Regions from separate parts of the Homo sapiens genome. Here region 2 is linked to region 1. A link is an interaction called in ENCODE POLR2A ChIA-PET data of the cell type or tissue named here. Cell type or tissue: OCI-LY7. All regions are shown on one strand. Region 1 has its middle 7.6 kb from the start of MIR12124. Region 2 overlaps RPN1 (ribophorin I).

Region 1 (4,000 bases):
TAATGAATATAGACCAGTGCATGACATGTTGCAAACCAGGCCCCCAGGGATTCCAGAAATGGAAATTACACACAGTCAACCAGCCACAAAGCTCAGGAAAAGTGGAGCACATGAATCGGACACTCAAGCAGCTACTAAAGAAATATTGCCAAAAAACTCATCTAAGATAGGATCAGGTCCTGCCCATGGTCCTCCTCCAAGTCAGGTGTACCCCCACCAAACAAACTAGGTATTCACCCTCTGAAATCTTGTTCGGCCAGCCACCCCCAACCATAGGTCAAATTAAAGGTCAAAATTAAGGTAATTCCGTGAGTTAAGGGAGCTAACCTTGAGAAGGCAGATGCAGGCCTTAGGGAGAGCCATGCAAGAGATCCATGGCTGGGTACTGGAAAGAATGCCCATAGGACTAACAGACCAAACACACCCCTTTAGACCCAGGGATTCTGTTTAGGTCAAGAAATAGAATCCAACCACTTTAGGACCCATATGGGATGGGCCCCATACTGTAATCTTGTCCACTACCACTGCTGTTAAAGTTGCAGGAATCGTGCCTTAGATCCACCACAGTTGGCTGAAACTGGCAGCCCAGGACAAGTGGACCAGCCAGCAAGACTCAGACCATCCAAACCAGCTGATCCTATGACAGGACCGAGGTGCCAGTGAAAGTGACAACAGCCCTGCTCTGGTGACTCCAGAAGCCGACCAGTCTATGCACAGCTGAAGCTTGAGGAGACAGCAGTCCTGTTAGTCACCCCAGAAGCTGACTAGTCTATGCACAGCCGAAGTTTCATCTAGGAAGTAAATGTAGTTAGAAATCTTAAGCCCAGTAATTTTCCTTGTAATCTTAATTGTTTTACTATTAACCTGTCACTGTGCTCAACCTCCTCCCCTGGATAAGGACCTCTGTTGTCCATGCTGGGTATGAACATACTATTCCTTACTTTGTTCTTGCTACTCCCTCTATCCATGTTAGAAGGAGGGGTATGCGGAAACTTTAAACTAATTGTTGCCTAGAAATTGATGACAATAGGAAGGTCATTGAAGATATAACTGCAAAAATTCAAAAATTAGCCCATGTCCCAGTCCAAATTTGGAAAGGATGGTCTCCAGATACCCTCTTTGGGGGCTGGTTTTCGTCCCTTGGAAGATTTAAGACCTTAGTAGGAATAGTTCTGGTCATACTGGGAGTCTGTCTCACACTCCCTTGTCTCCTACCTCTCCTTGTTAAAAACATCCAATCAGCCATAGAGGTTCTTGTAACCAGGTAAACCACCACCCAACTAATGGCATTAATCAAATATCAACCTTTGCCAAATAAAGGACTAACTCCTCATGGAGAATTAAATTCTGATGATAATGCTTTCTATTAAACTTTATTTATAAACAGCATCAAAGGGGAGAATTAAGCAGGAAATATAAGAAAAACAAGTAAAGGGAAAACAAGTCCAGTTGGAGCTATGATAACATTATCTGCAAGGCCAGGCAGGGGCCCCAAAGAAATGGATTCCAAGAATAGGGATGAGAAAAACAAGTTCTTATCCGTCTCCCCCTGGAATTCTCTCCCAATGCCATTATTCTTTGTTCTGCGCTTGTAACTATTTTTGTAACTATTTCTGCAAGTTTGCAAGGATTTTATAAGTTCCTGTTTTCCCATCTGTGCAGGATGGCAAAGGTCACAAGACATGCCTGAATTGCAAAACCTGTCACAGTTAACTGCCTTTGTTCTGCTTCTGTAAGCTTGCTTTCCCCACCCTGCAAGTTTTGTGCCACTGGCTAGCCACTCCCCTTCAGTTGCCTGAATAAAAGTTAAGCCTGGCCTTTGTTCATTTATCAGCCTCTGAATATTAACCCACTAGGCCGGTGGCCACCTAAATAAAATCCTCCTGTTTCACCCATTGGTCTCTCCAGTCTCCTGATTCCCGCAACAGTCAGTCCAAGGCTCAGTTTCCCCATCTGCACAAAAGGGCCCCCTCCAGCTCTGATTCCGAGGATCCAGCCTCAGTCTGTGTCTGTGAACAGTGCTGGGTGATGATCCTGTTGACCCCTCATGTGCCTGTGACAAGGAAGGTACCACAGGGACCTAGAGATGCCCATTGAACTAAGAGGACACTCAGGCCAGAGAGGAGTGGCTGCCAGAGGCTGAGCAGTGGGGCAGTGGTTCCAGCTGGGACTGGTCCCGATCTCTTATCTCCAAGTTCTCACCACTGTGCCCATATTCTTGGAAGGAGGAAGTAAGGAAGAGGTGGACTGGGCAGCCTCAGGTGGATCTGAGTCTAGCTGCACCTCAGGCAGCTGAGGGTCCCCAGGCCTCAGTTTCCCATCTCTCCCCAGCAAGGCTGTGAAGCCAGGAGCCCCTGGTGGCTGTCACACAGGTGGGCAGAGGCCCCTCCTCCAAGGTTGCTGCTGTGTCTCTTCCCTGGCCTGGAGTCTGTGTGCCCATGGCAGAGGCCACCACTGGGCAGGGTGATTACCCCGGGCCTCCCTGATACTCACCCCTGCAGATCTGGAACATCAGCCTGGAATGGAGACCTTGTCACGGCCCTCCCTGCTTGCCACCCACAGCAGCTGAACACGCCATTCAGCCGTTCAGAGGTGGAGGCAGAGCCTGCACCTGGGCTCCCGAGGGCTGGGGCTCGGGTGCCCCAAGATGGCTGCCCAAGGGCCCCGACCCCACACCTTGAAGCTCCTCACAGCTCCTCCCCAGCCCACAGAGGGGAAGTCAGAGGGCAATGGCTCAGAAAGTCCCCCACACTCAGGCTCATGTGGGAACACTGAAAAGAGGAGCTCAGGGGGACCCCATCATTGTGGGAGACGCTGAGGCCCCATAAAGCCTCATGCAGAGGAGAGGGCCTGGCTGCAGCCCCACTGTCTGCCTGCCTTCCGGAGCACCAAAACCTCCCCAGGATTTCCTTTCACTTTGAAGGCAAGTGTCTCCCAGGTATGAATACTGAATCTCCCCAACTTAATGCCAATTTGCAACCTGAGAGGGGGATCTTGTGGGCCTTGCTTGAGCTCCCCAAGGGCCCCTCAGAGTCTGTGCCCCCGCCCCGGTGCCACTCCCCTCTGGAAGTGCCGGCCCTGTGAGAAGGCACCTTCTCCAGGTCTGGCTTCCACCATTGAGGAGGCCCTTAAAAATGCCACAGTTCGGCCGGGCGCGGTGGCTCATGCCTGTAATCCCAGCACTTTGGGAGGCCGAGGCGGGCGGATCACGAGGTCAGGAGATCGAGACCATCCTGGCTAACATGGTGAAACCCCGTCTCTACTAAAAATACAAAAAATTAGCTGGACGAGGTGGCAGGCGCCTGTAGTCCCAGCTGCGCGGGAGGCTGAGGCAGGAGAATGGCGTGAACCCCCGGGGGCAGAGCCTACAGTGAGCCGAGATCGAGCCACTGCACTCCAGCCTGGGCGACAGCGAGACTCCGTCTCAAAAAAAAAAAAAAAAAATGCCACAGTCCTCAAGACCATTGGCCCAGGGAAGCCTGGGTGAGGTGAAGTTGACCCAGCACGAACTCACTGGGACTCAGGTGGCTGTAAAAATAAAATCTATAACTAGGGGCTCCCCCAGCCTTCTGAGTCTACACAGAAAGGTAGACGTCATGAAGGCCCTGAGTGTCCCATCATAATAAAGCCATATCATGTCATTGAAACCTCAGACATCCCATACTGAGCTATGGTGATACTCATAGTGAAGACCTTTTCCACCAAACACTCCAGCCTGGCCACATGGAGAAGGAGGAGGCTCAAGCCATGTTTCTGCAAATACTATCTGCCCTGTAGTACTGCCACCAAAGTCAGCCGCCAGGACCTGGGTGGCAGGACTCCTGCATGAAGAGCACAACATGAAAAGAGCTGACTTTGGCTTCAGCACCACATATTCCCAAGGCCAGAAGCTGAGCGCCTTTGGTGGGACTCCCCTTAAGCTGCCCCAGAACTCTTCCTGGGCCACGAGTATCACAGCCCTGCAGTGGTCGTGTGGGTCTTGGCTCTCCCGTCTACCACA
Region 2 (4,000 bases), 210 kb after region 1:
GGTAAAGGGAGAAGATGAGGAAGAGAACAATTTGGAAGTACGTGAAACCAAAATTAAGGGTAAAAGGTAAGCTGACAAACAATATACCTTGTCTCTTGTTAAAGGTTATGTCAGGGTTGGGATCATATGGGATCATAAACTAGGAGAGTTGCTTAGGAAGTGCCTGCTTTATTACAGGGTTTTTTTTTTGTAGAGAGGAGGTCTAGCTATGTTGCCCAGGCTGGTCTTGAACTCCTGAGCTCAAGCCATCCTTCTACCTTGGCCTCTCAAAGTGCTGGGATTACAGGTGTGAACCACTGCATCTGTCCTAGAGGATTTTTTTTTTTTTCTTGAGACAGGGTCTGTTGCCCAGGCTCCATTACTGTGGTGCCATGTTGACTCACTGCAACCTCCACCTCCAGGGCTCAAACCGTCCTTCTCCCTCAGCCTCCCAAATAGGTGGGACTAGAGGTATGTACCACCACACTTGGCTAATATGTGTGTGTGTATATGTATGTATTTTTAGTAGACACCGGGTTTTGCCATGTCACCCAGGCTGGTCTTGAACTCCTGTCCTCAAGCAGTTCTTTGCCTCCCAGAGTCCTAGGATTATAGGCGTGAGTCCATTACGCCCCACCGAGGATGTTTTAATTAATGTATGTGATAATAAGCAACATGCTGTAATATATTCTGGACTCATTTATGACTTCTCATTACTAATGCTGAAATTGGATTCCCCTAAGCAGTGGCAGTTTGTTTTATAGGAAGAAAGTAGTTACTTTCTATATCAGATCAGTTCTCCCTCCTGGTTCCACAGAGCTTTATGTGAGAACTCCAAGCTGTTTGCCTCAGCAAGTATTCTCCTATCTATGATTGGCTACCATTCTGCTTCCATGGGGCAGACAACCTTCCCCCTGGATATCTCACCCCTAAGCCTTCAGGGCATTCAAAGTGGTAACTTCTTTGAAGGCCTACTGTGAAGGCTGGGTGGGGTTAAACTTGCATAGTTGTTTGCTCAGACCTCAGCACCTAGCGTGGAGCCTGGAACTTATTAGTTATTATTATTATTATTTTTTGGAGACAGTGTCTGTTGCCCAGGCTGGAGTGCAGTGGTGCGATGGTTCAAGTGATTCTCTTGCCTCAGGCTCCCGAGTATCTGGGATTACAGGCGTGTGCCACCATGCCCGGCTAATTTTTGTATTTTTTTTTTTTGAGAGAGTTTCGCTCTCTTTGCCTGGGCTGGAGTGCAATGGCGCAATCTTGGCTCACTGCAACCTCCTCCTCCCGGGTTCAAGTGATTGTCCTGTGCAGCCTCCCGAGTAGCTGTGATTACAGGCATGCACCAGCACACCTGGCTAATTTTTGTATTTTTAATAGAGATGGGGTTTCACCATATTGGTCAGGCTGGTCTTGAACTCCTGACCTCAGGTGATCTGCCGCCTCGGCCTCCCAAAATGCTGGGATTACAAATGTGAGCCACCGTGCCCCACAAGTTTTGTGTTTTTAGTAGAGACGGGTTTCCCCATGTTGGCCAGGCTGGTCTCGAACTTCTGACTTCAGGTGATCTGCCTGCCTCAGCCTTCCAAAGTGCGGGGATTACAGGTGTGAGCCACCACTCCTGGCCCCATAGTTTCAATTACTGTGTGATCCTACCTATCTTTGTTTTTTTTTTTTTTTGGAGATGGAGTCTTGGTCTTGTTGCCCAGACTGGAGTGCAGTGGCGTGATCTCGGCTCACTGCAACCTCAGCCTCCTAGGTTCAAGCGATTCTCCTGCCTCAGGCTCCTGAGTAACTGGGATTATAGGCGTCCGCTACCACACCTGGCTACTTTTTGTATTTTTAGTAGAGATGGGATTTCTCCATATTGGCCAGACTGTTCTCCAACTCCTGACCTCAGGTGATCTGCCCGTCTTGGCCTCCCAAAGTGCTGGGATTACAGGTGTGAGCCACTGCTCTTGGCCCTTTTTTCTTTTTTCTTTTTTTTTTGAGACGGAATTTCCCTCTTGTTGCCCAAGCTGAAGTGCAATGGCACGTGATCTCGGCTCACTGCAACCTCCGCCTCTGGGGTTCAAGCGATTCTCCTGCCTCAGCCTCCCAAGTAGTTGGGATTAAGGCGCGTGCTACCACGCCCAGTTAATTTTTTGTAATTTTAGTAGAAATGGGGTTTCACCATGTTAGCCAGGCTGGTCTCGAACTCCTCAGGTGATGCACCCGCCTCGGCCTCCCAAAGTGTTGGGTTACAGTTGTGAGCCACTGCGCCTGACCCCTTTTTTTCTTGTATGTGAGTATATCTATTCTTTTCTTTTTTGTGAGTTGGAGTCTCGGTCTGTCACCCAGGCTGGAATGCAGTGGTGCGATCTTGGCTCACTGCAACCTCTGCCTCCCAGGCTCAAGTGATTCTACTGTCTCAGCCTCCCGAGTAGCTGGGATTACAGGTGTTCACCACCACGCCCAGCTAATTTTTTTGTATTTTTAGTAGAGAGAGGGTTTCACTATGTTGGCCAGGCTGGTTTTGAATTCCTGACCTCAGGTGATCCACCTGCCTTGGCCTCCCAGAGTGCTAGGATTACAGGTATCAGCCACTACCTGGCCACCTTTTTTGTTTTCTGTGTTATCTTCATAGTTGTCTTTCTTTGGTTGTTAAGTTTAATCCTTGAATTACTTTGAGTTCATGTACAGCAACATCCTCTCAGGAGCCACATTTTAATGCGTGGTGATTATCTCAATTTTTCTTGGTGATTATCTTGATTTTCCACTGAGTGTATGAAGTAGGCATCTCACCAGCCCCGAGGCTGTAAGATCTGAGAGTTAGCTTTAAATAAGTCGCTATTAAAATTGCTTTCTCTTGCTTTAAGAGACTCCTCTCCCTCTCTGAGGCTGTCTGAGTACCCTGTCTGTGTTTATTGGCTCTAGCTGCTGGCTTGTAGCGTCTTGGATAGGCAAGGTAACTTAGTTATTAGGACTGTGCTTTTTGCATCTTTACTGCCTGGGATCAAATCCTAGCTCTGTTATGTTTACTAGCATTTTCCTCAGTTTCCTCATCAGTAAAATAATAGTGTTTACCTGATATGATCATGGCTAAGAGTCACTAAATTGGCCAGGCGTGGTGGCTCACGCCTGTAATCCCAGCACTTTGGGAGGCCGAGGCAGGCAGATCACCTGAGGTTGGGAGTTCGAGACCAGCCTGACCAACATGGAGAAACCCCATCTCTACTAAAAATGCAAAAAAGTTAGCCAGGAGTGGTGGTGCATGCCTGTAACCCCAGCTACTCGGGAGGCTGAGGCAGGAGAACCACTTGAACCGGGAGGCAGAGGTTCCGGTGAGCCGAGATTATGCCATTGCCAGCCTGGGCAACAAAAGCAAAACTCCGTGTCAAAAAAAAAAAAAAAAAAAAAGATTCACTAAATCAATATATATATAATGTACTTGGAGCCTTAGTAAGCACTTAATAAATTTTGAATTAATCACAAAGAAGGCTAATGGAATGGAAGGAACATTTCAGGCAGAGATATCTGTAAAGATACGGAGGGTTGACATTTCATGGTGTGTTTAGTTAACTGGGCTTTCAGAGTGGCTCTTGCTCAGAGGAAGGTGAAGCTGTGTAGGGTGGGTTGAGTTCAGTTTAAGGACTGCTCTGAACCATTATTAAAGGCGTGGGCTTTATCCTTAAAGCCCACAGTTGGGAACATTAAAAAATTTTTTTTCATAGCTTACCATTTTATTCATTTCTAGTTATATGTGCATACATTATATGAATTTGTCTTTATCACCTCTTCCTGCCACAGAAACTGACCTATATGGGGTTCTCAGTAAATCAGTTTGAGTACATGAGTAAAAAACCAAGTCATTCACACAATGTTCTCCCATTAGATCCAGCTAGAGAAGAGCTTTAGGAAAAAAAAAAAAGACCTGCTCCATGTACATCAGTTTAGACAGTTCTGTGTTGTCTAGCCTTTTATTGATTGAAAAACCTTCATTAGCTGGTGCTTCCACATTTTGGTAAGACTTGATGTTCCTAAT

The links. ChIA-PET counts read pairs that join two places held together with the same protein. Peaks named below come from ENCODE experiments on the same cell type or tissue, not always from the same donor. Only the 100,000 strongest peaks of a DNase experiment are listed, where the experiment ranks them.
Region 2: POLR2A ChIA-PET joins it to region 1 with 7 read pairs; 4 of 35 experiments call an interaction of 5 or more read pairs at or near these places.

What each region holds. Positions count from the first base shown.
Region 1 is chr3:128,852,451-128,856,450 of GRCh38, reverse strand. It overlaps the pseudogene MARK2P6. Among named protein-coding and RNA genes, the nearest start is that of MIR12124, 7.6 kb to the right of the region's middle. In OCI-LY7, no CTCF peak of the experiment used is centred here; a DNase peak (open chromatin) is centred at 1,820.
Region 2 is chr3:128,640,985-128,644,984 of GRCh38, reverse strand. RPN1 (ribophorin I) reads left to right here. Exons shown (of 10, transcript NM_002950.4): 2 at 2-66. Among named protein-coding and RNA genes, the nearest start is that of RPN1, 7.8 kb to the left of the region's middle. RefSeq lists an enhancer at 1-57. In OCI-LY7, no CTCF peak of the experiment used is centred here; no DNase peak of the experiment used is centred here.